3 separate regions of the Homo sapiens genome follow, and regions 2 and 3 are each linked to region 1. Evidence: chromatin contacts called from ENCODE Hi-C or POLR2A ChIA-PET data. All regions are on one chromosome and are shown on one strand. Each heading gives the region's core, a stretch centred on a gene start or an enhancer-like site at or near the end of the contact. The rest is flanking DNA. Distances are from core to core; before and after follow the strand shown. Region 1 overlaps TESK2 (testis associated actin remodelling kinase 2). Region 2 overlaps TESK2 (testis associated actin remodelling kinase 2). Region 3 overlaps TESK2 (testis associated actin remodelling kinase 2).

What was found. Hi-C counts contacts between places; a loop is a spot of excess contacts on that map. ChIA-PET counts read pairs that join two places held with the same protein, here RNA polymerase II (POLR2A). Pooled maps may share reads with other maps.
Region 2: a loop to region 1 is called in a map of B cell, with 4 times the contacts of the local background. The contact joins two enhancer-like sites. A Hi-C loop is called at or near these places in 3 of 168 maps with a recorded cell type or tissue (B cell, IMR-90 and left lung), 7 of 37 single-sample maps with no recorded cell type and 1 of 50 pooled maps. POLR2A ChIA-PET finds 5 or more read pairs at or near these places in 7 of 52 experiments (B cell, Caco-2, GM10248 and 4 more).
Region 3: a loop to region 1 is called in a map of B cell, with 7 times the contacts of the local background. The contact joins two enhancer-like sites. A Hi-C loop is called at or near these places in 3 of 168 maps with a recorded cell type or tissue (B cell, Caco-2 and OCI-LY7), 18 of 37 single-sample maps with no recorded cell type and 8 of 50 pooled maps. POLR2A ChIA-PET finds 5 or more read pairs at or near these places in 17 of 52 experiments (B cell, CD8-positive, alpha-beta T cell, Caco-2 and 13 more).

Annotation. Positions count from the first base shown.
Region 1 is chr1:45,358,514-45,363,587 of GRCh38, forward strand. The region is part of intron 4 of TESK2 (testis associated actin remodelling kinase 2); the gene reads right to left. It also overlaps the pseudogene LOC124904849. Among named protein-coding and RNA genes, the nearest start is that of TOE1, 21 kb to the left of the region's middle. RefSeq lists enhancers at 1,382-1,481, 1,742-1,821, 1,952-2,451. Within about 2 kb of position 2,707, at least 15 of the 41 ENCODE cell types and tissues checked have a DNase peak (open chromatin) inside an H3K27ac peak, as active enhancers do.
Region 2 is chr1:45,408,758-45,413,831 of GRCh38, forward strand. The region is part of intron 3 of TESK2 (testis associated actin remodelling kinase 2); the gene reads right to left. Among named protein-coding and RNA genes, the nearest start is that of TOE1, 71 kb to the left of the region's middle. Within about 2 kb of position 2,469, at least 4 of the 41 ENCODE cell types and tissues checked have a DNase peak (open chromatin) inside an H3K27ac peak, as active enhancers do.
Region 3 is chr1:45,391,673-45,396,746 of GRCh38, forward strand. The region is part of intron 3 of TESK2 (testis associated actin remodelling kinase 2); the gene reads right to left. Among named protein-coding and RNA genes, the nearest start is that of TOE1, 54 kb to the left of the region's middle. RefSeq lists an enhancer at 2,320-2,389. Within about 2 kb of position 2,724, at least 12 of the 41 ENCODE cell types and tissues checked have a DNase peak (open chromatin) inside an H3K27ac peak, as active enhancers do.

The DNA.
Region 1 (5,074 bases), core at 1,457-3,956:
TAATAGCAGCTGTTATTTATATAGTATCTAAATTGTTTCAGGCACTGTTCTGAGAGTTTTGCATATATTATCTCATTTAATCTGCACAATAACCCTATAAGGTAGGTACACTGGTACTTTTTTTCCTTTTTTTTTTCATGTCAGACAACGTGCAGACATTAATAAGGTTTGAGGGTAGTACACCTCACACATGCACATGAAAATCCAATCATCGTGCTATGGACTACAAAATGACTACATACTATTACTCATTTTAGAGAAGGCATTTAGAAATTAAGCAACTTGCTTAAAGTTATCCAGTTATTAAGTGGCAGAGACTGGCAGACTCTGCAGTCTGGCTCCAGAGTCCATACTCTTTACCACTACGTTGCACTGGAGACTTAGAGACCACAGCATCTGAGTAAGAGAGCCTCATGCAGCACAGGAGCTCAAAAATGAATTTACTCAAACCTTATATGATGTATTATCTCCCTCCTCCTCCCAAGGGAGAAAAAGAGGGAAATTCCTCTAAGCCTAAAATTTATATCTTAATACATATTTTTGGGTACCATTGCATTTACAAAGGACTAGGGAACTTAATGGGATAAGAGGAGAAATATCTGAATTCTAGCCCAATTCAGCCTCCTAATAGCCATTTAACTTGGACAAATCAACTAATAAGGCTATCCATCTTTCACTTTTCTCAACTATAAGTAGGTATGATAATCCCTGATTCACCTAATTTGCAGTGTTGTTATGAGAATCTAATAAAATATGTGAAAGTTGGCCAGGCGCCGTGGCTCACGCCTGTAATCTCAGCACTTTGGGAGGCCAAGGCGGGCAGATCACCTAAGGTCAGGAGTTCAAGACTAGCCTGGCCAACATAGTGAAACCCCATCTCTACTAAAAATACAAAAATTAGCCGGGCATGGTGGTGGGTGCCTGTAATCCCAGCTACTCGGGAGGCTGAGGCAGGAGAATCACTTGAACCCGGGAGGCGGAGGCTGCAGTGAAGTGAGATTGAGCCACTGCACTCCAGCCTAGGCAACAGAGTGAGACCCTGTCTTGAAAAAAAAATATGTAAAAGTTGGCCAGGCGAGATGGCTCACACCTGTATTCCTAGCACTTTGGGAGGCCAAGGCAGGTGGATCCCCTGAGGCTAGGAGTTCGAGACCAGTCTGGCCAACATGGTGAAACCCCATCTCTACTAAAGATACAAAAATAAGCAGGGCATGGTGGCAGACGACTGTGATCCCAGCTACTTGGGAGGCTGAGGCACGAGAATCACTTGAACCTTGGAGGCAGAGGTTGCGGTGGGCAGAGATCATATCACTGCACTCCAGCCTGGGCAACAGGGTGAGACTCTGTCTCAAAAAAATAATAATAAAATAAAATATGTGAAAGCGCTTCGAAAAAAATTTAAATGTCATATATTTTCTGATGTGGTAATAATATAAGCACCAAAAAGAACCAGTTGGGGGCAGCACCATGCAGCACTTCAGATCCTTGGAAGCGTCGGACCAGTTTTGGCAAGACAGAAAGAATGACTAAAAATAAATCTTCCAACTTCTCAAAAGGGAAACTTGTTGATCTGCTTCATCCTGCTTGATAATCCATCTTTGAAAATCTTAAAATAAGGCATAATGACGGCATAAGCACAGCGCCTTGCTCTCTTCATTCTAGTTGAATCTGCCCAAGATTCACATTTGAGGTGCCCATTTGCTGAAAAGAAACTGAGCTTGTGAACTTCAGGGTTATAAGTGGGCAGTGAAGCTGACATCTAATCATGCAGGCAGATTTCTTTAGCTCTGAAAGTCAAAAGGTAGGCAGTGGTTCACTTCTTTAGCATGATGACAGTGTGATATGTCGGGCCTGTCTTCAGGAGCCACTCAGGTTTCCCAACTGAGTGCCAGGCAGAAGACACTATAATGAAAAGACTGTATGTGCACTCTCTATAGGCCAGGTGACACCAGGACTCTTGGTTCTGGGAAACACTTGTTTACTCTGTTCAGCAGTGTCTCTGAAGGCCCTGGAAATCCATATGCAAAGCCAGAGGGTGGAGAGCACAGGAAAAGGTGACAAAAGATGAGGAATCACACTTGGCTAATAGATTCTGGCTTCTCCAGGCAAACTGGAAAAAGCGCAAACCAAGGACCAGAGAGGGAAAACAAATGGAATTTGCTTTTACAACCCATTTCTCTTGCCTGCCTTTGGTGAATACATTAGTTGGGCTGATAAGCCTGTAGGCCCTCAGAAACCGCTTCTCAATGTTTCAAGACCTCTGCATGCATAAGAAAAGGAAATTTGAGATTTGTCAACAAGGAAGATTTCTTTCTTTTTTTTGAGACGGAGTCTCACTCTGTCCCTCAGGCTGGAGTGCAGTGGCGCCATCTCGGCTCACTGCAACCTCCACCTCCCAGGTTCAAGTGATTCTCCAGCCTCAGCTTCCCGTGTAGCTGGGATTACAGGCTGTGTCACCACACCCAGCTAATTTTTGTATTTTTTAGTAGAGACAGGGTTTTCCCATGTTGGCCAGGCTTGTCTCGAACTCCTGACCTCAGGTGATCCACCCGCCTCAGCCTCCCAAAGTGCTAGGATTACAGGCGTGAGCTACCGCACCCAGCCAGAAGATTGCTACACGGTCTCTGTGCCCATTAGCTGGAATGTTCACTTCTCCATAAGCAACTCCCAGTGCAGACTCAGCTGGTGTGGCCTCTAAACAAATCCCTCTGCAGGAAGCAGAGACAAGAGCAACTGCATTAGCATGTTCAGCTTTCCCGGATGGGGATAACAGCTGCTTTGCTTTCATTTTCAGCTAGACTACTCCCTCGGTCAGCCCTATAAAATGACCCAAGGCATTGGTAATACATTTAATTAATACAGAAGTTTTAATATTTTTAATTGTTGTTATTTTAACCTTTCAAGTTAGAAAACTATAATACAGTCAATAAAATGTGTTATAGATACTTCAATACCTCTCAGTGGCTGTTACCTTTTTCTATACCAACTTTACCTATACCAAAACTTGCCTCACTTCCTCACGGTCTAATAAAATAACAGAGTTTCTTCCATTTCATTTGTGTTTGATACTTGGTTTCATTAAATATATACAGCCTTTTCCTAGAAGGCACTCAATAACTTTCTAAAGTGTATTGGTAATTCAACTATATTATGTAAATAAACCTTTATTACTAAAATGCAAGAAATCATATGCCAACATCTTTTTTAAAATCACCAAAGGCACAGAGAAGTGGACACTCAGTTCTCCACTCAGGAATATCAATTCAGGTTATTTCTACAAACATTTATTGAGCACTCCTCCCCCTACTGCCACTTCCATATGAGAGTAAGAACTTGTCTCTTGGCCAGGCACAGTGGCTCTCGCCTGTAATCCCAGCACTTTGAGAAGCTGATGTGGGAGGATCGCTTGAGGCCAGGAGCTCAAGACCAGCCTGGGCAACATAGCAAGACCCCCACTCAAAAAAAAGATGGTAAATTATATGTTATATGTATTTTACCACGATAGAGAATGTGTGTACAAGTGTCCCCATAGTTCTTTAGTCCCTTCCACTATGTAAGGACACAACAAAAAGACAGGCATTTATGAACCATGAAGTAGGCCCTCACCAAACACTGAATCTGCCTGTGCCTAGATCTTAGATTGCCCAGCCTCCAGAAGTGTGAGAAATAAATTTTTGTTGTTTATAAGCTACCCAGTCTATGATATATTCTTATAGCAGCATAAATGGACTAAGACAACTGCCTAGGCTAAAGAGTATAGGTTCTTCCCACATATCCCTATAGGGTCTGGTAGGTACCAATTCAGGCACAGACAAGCACATAAACATATCCATACAGAGAATATTCTGGACTGGCTCTAGGGAATATGTACCTCTCTCTGAGGTAAATGCACCCAGGACTCCAGTTCCCAATTCTTGCTGATTCTAGTCAGCTACAGTAGTTTCAACCAATTATAACTATTCAGAACAATAAGACAAAATGGTAGTTTTAAAAAAATTTGAATTACCAGTGTACTGATACCTGCAACCAAATAAGCTTATCTCTGAACAGTGGTTCAAAGGCATTCAGAGAAGGTCTGGAGAAAATATCAACTCTAAGAATTATTATTCCTTTTTGAAAAATCTACCCAACTGGCCAGGAGTTAGGGCATTTACCCAAAGAAGATAACTGTGCTGTCATCTAACTAGCAGAGATAATTTGCTACCATCTAATTAGCAACATGGTACTGAGAAAGATTCATCCATCCTTCTGTTCACCTACCCAAACACTGAAAACCTACAATGTGAAACACAAAGATAAATGGGGCCAGTCTCTGCCCACAGAGACTAGTCTAGCCTAGATGGTCTAGTAGGGATGCCATACAATCAACTAACACTTTTTTTTTTTCACACAGGAGAATAACATGATCAGATATGCTACATAGAAATATTCTAACAGTAGTATAAAAATTGTATGAAAAGGTCAGGAACTGAGGCTGGGAGAAGAGTTAGGATAACCAAGGCCTGAATAAGACAATGGCAGCAAGAATGGAAAGGAGGTTATTATCTCAGAGACATTAGAGGTAGAATCAGCAAGATTTGGTGTTTGTTCAAAGGCAAGGAGTAATTAAAGAGATAAGGTCTAAATACAAAGTCAGTCCAGTTTGGTGTTTAGCTCATAGTACACAACTCATTCTCCCATTTAACAGTATCTTTTTAAAATTTATTTTCATTTTTTACAACAGGTAGAACCCACTATCAATAACTTATCATTCTCACGCCTCCCTTAGGTTATTCCATTAGCTTTCTAACCTGTTTTCTTGCCCCCTTTTGCATCTTGAAAAGATTTAGCCCTCATTCCAATCCATTTTCCACAATATAGCCAAGACAATCTTTCTGAAATGCCAACCTGAAGCCACTCTCCTGTTAAAATTATTCAGTGATGTGCTATTACTTGTAGGATAAAACCCACAATCCTTAGAAAGGCACACAAAGCCTTTCACTCCTGCTTATAAAAGTCTGACTCCTGCTCACCTGCACATTTGTACACATTGCTGGTCCCTTTACCTCTAATATCCTTCCCCTTTCCCCACCTA
Region 2 (5,074 bases), core at 1,219-3,718, 50 kb after region 1:
GTGATGGAAGGTGACTAGAAGTCTTATGAGCCTCACCATTCCAGTATGCAGACTATCCCCCCATCTCCTCTTTTAGGTATTGCATTCTATCAGATGTTCACTAGTATGAAGTATTTCTGGTTCAATTTTTCTCCAAAAATAAACCATGTCTTATTGGGGTGGGTGATATTTAACTGATTAGTTACAAGAAATGGGGATGTTGACTTTCAGGCCCAGTTACCCCTTAAAAGACTTTGAATAGCCCTCTTATTTTTAGCCCAAGCCTGACACCCACCTTCAGTTCCTGAGCTTTTATAAGTTTCTGTGATGCAAACTGGCTTGGTTCTAATTGGCATCAGCTTCTAGAGATACTACACTATAGGCACTACAAATACAGTGGTGAAAAAGATAAACTTCTACCCTCAGAGAGCTCATTCAATACTGGAGGCTTTAAGCAATAGGTAAACAAATGAATAAGGTTCTTTTCAGAAGTAATGAGAACTTGTAACAAATATCGATGTCTATTTTAGACTAGTCAAAAAGATTTCTTTGAAGAGGGGCTATCTCAGCAGAAATATATCATATGATTCTGGAATAAAGTAAGTACAAAGGCCCTGAAGCAGGGAAAAAAGCTTAATGTGTCTGAGAAACAAGAGGGTTAGTGAGTGTGGTTAGAATGATGTAAGAAAAAGGAAGAATGATTGGAAATATGGTCAGAGCCACGTAGGCCAAATCATTTAGGGCCTGATAGGTTAAAGCCCAGAGTATGAACTTTGAAGAATGACAAAAAGCTGTATTAGGAAATTCAGCAGGGAAATGACATAATCTGATTTACCCTCTTAAAATTCAATCTGGCTATTGTGGGGTAAAAGGGGAAGACAAGAGATCAATTAGGATGGTTGGGCTAGAGTAGTAAGTGTAGAGGTAAAAAGACTCAGGACATATTTTGAAGATAATGCTGAACTACTTGATGGTTTGAAATAGGGTGTAAGAGAAAGATAATAAGAATGGTAAGTTTTTGGCTCAAGTGATGGATGAATGGTGGGAGAGGTCTGGAAAGAAGAAAGGGAATGCGGCAGGAAATTAATAGTGGTCCATAATGGGTACTCAATAATTAGTAATCATTGTTTATATTAAAAATCTTCAGCCAAGACACAGTGGCTCACACCTGTAATACCAGCACTTTGGGAGGCCAACGGGGGCAGATCACTTGAGGCCAGGAGTTTGAGACCAGCCTGGCCAACATGGTGAAATCCTATCTCTACTAAAAATACAAAAATTAGCTGGGTGTGGTGACACATGCCTGTAATCCCAGCTACTCGGGAGGCTGAAGCACGAGAACCTGGGAGGCGGAGGTTGCAGTGAGCAGAGATCATGCCACTGTACTCCAGCCTGGGTGACAGAGTGAGACTCTGTCTCAAAAAAAAATTAAGATCACCTTACAGTCTAGTGTTACAAAAGATGCTTTGTGAACTCTCTTGAGAGTCTTTCACCTAGTTACCCACCAGGATTACAATGATAAAATCAGAGAGATCCACTTTATTATTTTTTTTTCAACCTTCAACAGATGCAAAAAAACATTTTAGGCTGGGAGCAGTGGCTCACGCCTGTAATCCCAGTACTTTGGGAGGCCGAGGCAAACGGATCACCTGAGGTTAGGAGTTCGAGGCCAGCCTGGCTAACATGGTGAAACCCTGTTTCTCCTAAAAATACAAAAAATTAGCTGGGCATGGTGGCGCGTGCCTGTAATCCCAGCTACTCGGGAGGCTGAGGCAGGAGAATCACTTGAACCTGAGAGGCAGAGGTTGTAGTAAGCTGAGATTGCACCATTGCACCCCAGCTTGGGCAACAAGAGCGAAACTCCAACTCAAAAAAAAAAAATTTTTTTTTAAAACACTGCCCATTTATTCTGGAACACACTCCACATCCACATTCACTCACCCTTAAGATATTTTAAAAACCTGATTATTTAAAAATTGTTCAACATTTAATTCAATGTGATTTCTTATTTATATATTTATTTATTTTATTTTTTATTTTTTTTTTAACATACATGGTCTCACTATATCACCCAGTCTGTGTTTCAGTGGCACAACTGAAACCACCTTTGCAAAAGAGAAATCTGACATCGTTAACTCTATCTTGCCTCCAACCTCAAGCTGTTTGTCTTTGGTCATTCCTGGGCATAGGCCAAGCTAACTTTGGGAGGAATTTAGTTTACAGTTTAACCTTAAAGCAAGGATGATAATAGCCCTTCCCAAAACTAAACTACCTTTGTAAAACTAAGGAAAGGCCACAAGGTTAGGATTATGGGAGGGGAGAGAATTCTGCTAAAATGTAGGTATAGTTCTACAATTTCTTACTGCTTGGGAGTCATGTGGCTAGAGATCACAAGATTTGTGACTTCTCCAACTGCTCCTATAGATAACATCACTATTATAGAACCTAAGACTGGTTTTCTGAGAGATTTTTTTCAGACCAACCCCACCCAGACTCATGACTCATGACTCAACTGGTCCTGTAGCCCAGCCTTCCCCAACCTTTTTGGCACCAGGGACTGGTTTTGTGGAAGACAATTTTTCCACAGACTCGGGTGAGGGTCAGGTGGAGGGATGGTTTTGGGATGAAACTGTTCCACCTGAGATCATCAGGCATTTGATTCTCATAAGGGACGTGCAACCAAGATCCCTCGCATGCACAGTTCACAACAGGGTTCACGCTTCTATGAAAATATAATGCCACCGCTGATCTGACAGGAAGCAGAGCTCAGGCAGCAATGCTTGCTCACCTGTTCACCTCCTGCTGTGTGGCCCAGTTCCTAACAGGCCACAGGCTGATACCGGTCCATAACCTGGGGGTTGAGGACTCCTGCTGTAGCCCTACACAGAGGCACACTCAGCGCACAAGGACTTTTCCACACCCCCAATTAATCAGCAGCACCCATTCCCTCAGCCCTGCCCACCAAATTGTCCATAAAAACTCTAACCTCTAGAGGGCTTCAGGAAGACTGATTTAAGTGATAACTGCCTCTTTGGCATGGCTGGCCTTGAGTCAATTAAACTCTTTCTTACTGCAATGCCACGATCTCAGGGAATTGATTTTGTCTGTGCAGCTGGCAGGAAGAAGCCATCATAGCTCACTACTCCTAGGCTCAAATGGATCCTCCCGCCTCAGTCTCCCAAGTGCTCAGATTATAGGTGTAAGCCACCATGCCCTGCCTCAGTGTGATTTCTAACAACTGATCTGGTCCATTCTCATTAAACAGAAGAAATCAAAGCACAGAGGTTAAATAACTTGTCCTAGAGAATATAATTAGGAAATTGTGGAGCTGTGTGAATTGTACAAGAGAAAGAGTGGAAGAAAAGGCTGGAAAAACAGACTGAACCTTAACTGTCAGTCTAAATAATTTTTGACTCGATTTTGAAACCAATGTGAGCCACAAAAAGTTTTAAGAAATAAACTATACAACCAGAGCTGAGTATCAGGAAGAGTGAAAAAGGGCAAAGAGACAGGGAAAATAATTCACTCCAGGTGAAAGTGAAGAAGGCTGAATTACAGCCCACATATACGGGAAGGAATAGATGCAAAAGCCTTTGAATATTTAGAATCACAGCTTAGCTTCTCATTAGAAGCAAGGAATACATGATAACCAAAAATGGCTGGAATTTTTCAGGATGGATAACTGGAAAGATGGCTGTCTTAATAACTGAGACTGGGAAAATATCCTGCCATATTCTCACAGCATTAGCTAATGCTAGTCTATTTCCTACATAGTATAATTTACTTCTTAAGGAGACTCTCTGGGAGACAAGAAGCCTCTATTTCTCTTGCATTAATCATGATATTACCTAGCACAGGGAGGGACTGAGTAGTTCCAAGCAAATATTTGTGAATTGAAGGCATAGTCTTCAATTTCATATTTGGTGAATTGAAGGCATATTTGGTGAATTGAAGGAGTCTAAAAGAAATATTAAATTTCTCATGGCATAAATAACAGAGAGACCCAGTGCAGTGGCTCAAGCCTATAATCCCAGCATTTTGGGAGGCCGAGGTGGGAGGATTGCTTGAGCTCAGGAGTTCGAGACCAGCCTGGGCAATATAGTGAGAACTTTCTCTACAAAAAAATTTTCAAAGTTAGCCAAGTGTGGCGGCATACGCCTGCAGTCCCAGCTACTCAGGAGGCTGAGGTGGGAGGATTGCTTGAGCCCAGAAGGCAGAGATTGCAGTGAGCCTGGGCAACAGAGTGAGGCCCTGTCTTGGGGTCGTGGGGAGGTATGAGAACAAATCTGAGTGTATAGTTCCTCAAAAAGGCCACTGGGGAGTGGAAGTGAGTGGGGCATAGAACTGGGTTACAGATCTTGAGCATAAGACTTCCTGGCGTAAACAACCTTATTCACAAGAGACCTAAACAATCAGTCCCTGCATTCAACAAAGTACTTTATTGTTCCTTTTTTTAACTGATAACTTTGAGCAACTGATGATAAAATAACCAATCTTCACTGGGCCCATGTATAAACAGAATACACACACATGAACAAAATTTACACAAGTACTACCTCTATGACTTACCAGGCCCACACTTTTCCTCCCAAATAGAAATCTTAGGAGGAAGGGAGATAAAGGGAAAAAGGGAAACTAGGAGGTTGGGGTCAAGAAAAAGAGAACTACAAAGGTTCAGCTCACTCACTCCTGCTGGGCACACAATAGCTCTGGCAGAAGAGAACCAAGGTATGCCCAGAGGATTAAATGCCTACCACCTGGCAGATCATGCAGATAGGCTTCTTTCCCAAGTAGCCTTTCCAAAGCACTAACAGAAGAATTTTCAACTCATTCTTTTTCTTTTTCTTTCTTTCTTTCTTTCCTTCATTTCTCTCTCTCTCTCTTTCTTTTAAGCAAGAGACCTTTTCTTCAAAACTCTTATACAGAAGTTCAATATAAAAAAGATAAAAAGTGCAACTGTTCTGACTAGATGAAGCCAAGAGAACAGAAGTCTCATCTACTCAGCCACCTCCCATACCCGGGGCCAGCACCTGAGAAGGCACATCTGTGTAATCCTAGGGTTCCAAGAGATGGATTCTTCCCAATGTAGATCTAA
Region 3 (5,074 bases), core at 1,474-3,973, 33 kb after region 1:
ATCATCCAAGATCAGCTAAAATTTCATCTTCTATACAAAGGATCTCCTGGACGCCCTTAGCATTAATCTCTTCTCTCTCTCTTTTGTCTCTCCCTACCTCCCACAGTATAACTAGCACTTTTCACCCTACTTTGAATGACTGCTAATTAGCATTAAGTTAAGTGGTCTGGATCTAGAGTTAGACTGCTTTGATTTGAATCCTGGCTCTACCATTTACTGATGACCTCTCTGCAATTCAGTTTCTTCACATGCAAAATGTAAATATTAATATTACCTAACCCATATGGTTATTGTGAAGATGAAATAAGATAACTTGGGCTTCTGGAACATAATAAACACTAGAAAATGTTAGCTATTCTTGCTAATCTAACATTTCTGACTCCTTCCCCAGACTGGAATATAAGGTATTGATTGATTGATTGATTGACTGATTGAGACTGTCTCGCTCTGTCACCCAGGCTGAAGTGCAGTGGTGCAATCTTGCCTCACTGCAACCTCCGCCTCCCGGGTTCAAGCAATTCTCCTGCCTCAGCCTCCTGAGTAGCTGAGATTACAGGCACCTGCCACCATGCCCAGGTAATTTTTGTATTTTTAGTACAGACAGGGCTTCACCATGTTGGCCAGGCTGGTCTTAAACTTCCTCACCTTAGGTGATCCACCCACCTCAGGTGATCTGCCTGCCTTAGCCTCCCAAAGTGCTGGGATTACAGGCATAAGCCACCGTGCTTGGCCTATTTGAATATTTTTTAGCCCGGCGCGGTGGCTCACGCCTGTAATCCCAGCACTTTGCGAGGCAGAAGCTGGCGGATCACCTCAGGTCGGGAGTTTGAGACCAGCCTGACCAACATGGAAAACCCTGTCTCTACTAAAAATACAAAATTAGCCAGGTGTGGTGGCACATGCCTGTAATCCCAGATACTCGGGAGGCTGAGGCAGGAGAATTGCTTGAACCCAGGAGGTGGAGGTTGTGGTGAGCCGAGAGCGCACCATTGCACTCCGGCCTGGGCAACAAGAGTGAAACTCTGTCTCAAAAAAAAAAAAAAAATTTATTTTTTAGAGATAGTATTGCTTTGTTGCCCAGGCTGGTCTCAAATTCCTGGGCTCAAGTGATCCTCCCACCTCGGCCTCCCAAAGTGCTAGGATTACAGGCATGAGCCACTATGCCGGGCCAAGGCTTTTAAGAGTACAGATCTTGTCTCATTTGTTTCTATATACAATGTCTCACACAAAATGTTTCGTACACAAGTTGCTAAACACACATTTATTGAATGAAGAAGCAATAATTACCAAATTAACTTCACAATGTAAACTCGTGTTACATTAAAGAACATTAGAGGCAAGTACAAGGCAGTAAAGCCAAGAGGTATTTGATTTTCTTTAATCAAATATTTATAAAGAAGTCAGGCAATAGGATTCTACTAGAAAAACAATGGCTACATTTTAAAATCATGGGTTTTTCTAGAAGCTGAAAAGACCTGGTTTGGATGTGACACACCCTTGCTTTTCTTCCTCCCAGGCCCACTATTATTTTGACCACACCATCTACAGAGATGTCATAGCACATCCAGGCAGGCACTGGCTTCATAGGAGAGTTTTCTGTCTGCTTTCTTCCCACCCTCTACTCAAATAACCATATCACAATCGTGTCACACAACTCTACTTCTACGTGCAACTTTACTGCCTAACCTCTCCCAAATCATTCCTAATGGAAAACCACCACCACATCCAAAGTGGTGTCACAGAGCTGGCAAGCTGAGACATGCATTAGCTTTATATTGGAAAAAGAGCGGCCGGGCATAGTGGCTCATGTCTGTAATCCCAGCACTTTGGGAGGCCAAGGTGGGAGGATCACGAGGTCAAGAGATCAAGACCATCCTGGCCAACATGGTGAAACCCCATCTCTACTAAAAATACAAAAATTAGCCAGGCGTGGTGGTGGGCGTCTGTAGTCCCAGCTACTCGGGAGGCTGAGGCAGGAGAATAGCTTGAACCTGGGAGATGGAGGTTGCAGTGAGCTAAGATTGTGCCACTGCACTTCAGCCTGGGTGACAGTGAGACTCCGTCTCAAAAAAAAAAAAAAAAAGAGCTTGAACAGAGTTAATCACTCTAAATGTTGTAAAAAAACAATATACTATAAAGAGGAAATATTACTCATCCTTGACAGGGAAGTGACATGTGCCTAGAAAAGCACGTAACATCAACAATAAGTTTTCACTAAAGTTTTTATTGCTAACTATATCAAAAATCGAAATGAAGCCTCAAATCATTGTCATGTCACAAGACCTTAAAAATTTATATTCTGAATGATTTTTATTCCCCTATCCCCATACCCCACCCCAAATCATACCAGCTAGAATTACTTAACTCAGGAAGGGGGTGCTTTCTTAATGCATGTGCTTTGAGAGTAAGTGATTACTCAACTTTGTTATTTTTAGTTTCATATGACATACAGATTCATGTTGAGAAGGAGGGTTGCTTTTTTTTTTGAGACAAGGTCTTGCTCTGTCGCCCAGTCTGGAGTGCGGTGGCACAGTGCAATAGTGTGATCATAAGCTCGCTGCAGCCTCAACCTCCCAGTCTCAAGTGACTCTCCTGTCTCACTGTCTCAGCCTCCTGAGCAGCTGGGACTACAGGCACACACCACAGCTGGCTTTTTTTTTTTTTTTTTTTTTGGTAGAGACAGGGTCTCACTGTGTTGCCTAGGCTGGTCTCAAGTTCCTGGCCTCAAGTGATCTTCCTGCCTTGGCTTCCCAAAGTAAGCCACCACACTAGGCCAAGGATTGCTTTTGTACTTTAGACCACTGTGGAAACAAACCCATGAAGGATCTTGTCAAAATGCAGACTCGCACTCTGTAGGTCAGGGATGGGGCCTAAGAATCTGAATTTCTAAACTCCCAGGTGATGCTGATGTCGCTTGGTCTACAGACTACATGCAGTGAGTAGCAAAGCCTTTAAACAAATGACTGTTTATCACTGCTCTAAAGATAGTAAGACCAACAGGAAACTCTTTTTTTTTTTTTTTTTTTTTTTTTTTTTAAAGACAGAGCCGCACTCTGTTGCCCAGGCTGCAGTACAATGGCTCAGTCTTGGTTCACTGCACCTCTGCCTCCTGAGTTCAAGCGATTCTCCTGCCTCAGCCTCCCGAGTAGCTGGGATTAGAGGCGGCCACCACACCTGGCTAATTTTTGTATTTTTAGTAGAGACGGGGTGTTTCACCATGTTGGCTAGGCTGGTCTCGAACTCCTGACCTCAAGTGATCCGCCCGTCTCAGCCTCCCAAAAGGCTGGGATTACAGGCATTAGCCACTGCACCCGGCCCCAACAGGAAACTCTTAACTCTGATACTACTGGTAAACTAGACTTTGTCTAGAGACTAGAGTCTTTTCTATAGCATGATTTACCATTCCCCATAAAGTGTCATTATTAAGCTTTTCCACATCTTTGCCTTTTCTCAGACTGTTCCCACTACCTAAAATGCCCCTCTCTTCATTTCCACATACCTTACTTAACGATGGGGATACATTCTGAGAAATGCATTCTTAGGTGATTTTGTGGTTGCATAATCATAGAGTGTACTTACATAAACCTGGATGGTATAGCCTACAATACCCTCAGGCTATACGGTAGAGTCTATTGATCCTAGGCTACAAGCCTGTACAGCATATTACTGTACTGAATACTGTAGACAACTGCAACAAAATGGTAAGTTTTGTGTATCTTAACATATCTAAACATAGAAAAGGTACAGTAAAAATATGGTATTATAATCTCATGGAACCACCATCATGTATGCGGTCTGTTGTTGACCAAAACATCTTATGCACTGCATTACTGTAGTTAGATTCTACTCATCCTCAAATACCAGTTCAAATACTTCCTTCTCATGTTCTTCAACTACCAAGGCAGCCATTTACACTCCTTTCTTTTCTTTTCTTTTCTTTTTTTTTTTTTTTGAGACAAGGTCCCACTCTGTCACCCAGGCTGGAGTGCAGTGTTGCAATTACAGCTCACTGCAACCTTGAACTCCTGGGCTCAAACAATCTTTCTGCCTCACCCTCCCAAATATGCTAGGATTACAGGTGTGAGCCACCATGCCCAGCCTATATCACCTTCCTATAGCATCATTTCCAAGCTTTAACTATGTTTTATCACATGCCTTATAACTTTTTTACTAGACCACAAGCTTCTTAACAGCAAGATACCATTCTCTTGCCTGGCATATGACAATATATAAACGCTTGTTAGTCTTTCTCTGAAGGAGGTTAAAAATAAAAAACACTTGCTGGGTAAATTATGGTTTGTTTTGTTTTGTTTTGTTTTTGAGGCAAGATCTAGCTCTGTCAACTACGCTGGAGAGCAGTGGCACCATCATAGCTCACTGCAGCCTCAAACTCCTGGGCTCAAGTGATTCTTCACTGGGTAAATTTATTTTTATTTATTTTTATTTATTTTTATTTTGAGACTGGGTCTTGCTCTGTCACCCAGGCTAGAATGCAGCAGCGCTATCTGGCCTCCATGTTCAAGTGATTCTCCCACCTCAGCCTCCCAAGTAGCTAAGATTACAGGCATGTGCCCCCATACCTGGCTAATTTTTTTGTATTTTTAGTAGAGACAGGGTTTCACCATGTTGGCCAGGCTGGTCTTGAACTCCTGACCTCAAGTGATCCACCCGCCTCAGCCTCCCAAAGTACTGGGATTACAGGTGTGAGCTACTGCGCCCAGCCTTCACTGGGTAAATTTAAAACACAACTCAAAATTTTTTGAGTACCTATTATGTGCCAGGCACTGGCAACGATGATAATGATGATGGTATGAGATAACTCTTTTTTTTTTTTGAAACAGAGTCTCACTCTGTTGCCCACGCTGGAGTGCAGTAGTGCAATCTCAGCTTACTGCAACCTCTGCCTCCCAGGTTCAAGCAATTCTCCTGCCTCAGCCTCCCGAGTAGCTGGGATTACAGGCGCCTGCCACCATGCCTGGCTAATTTTTATATTTTTAGTAGAGACAGGGTTTTGCCACGTTGGCCAGGCTGGTCTCGAACTCCTGACCTCAGGTGATCCACCTGCCTCGGCCTC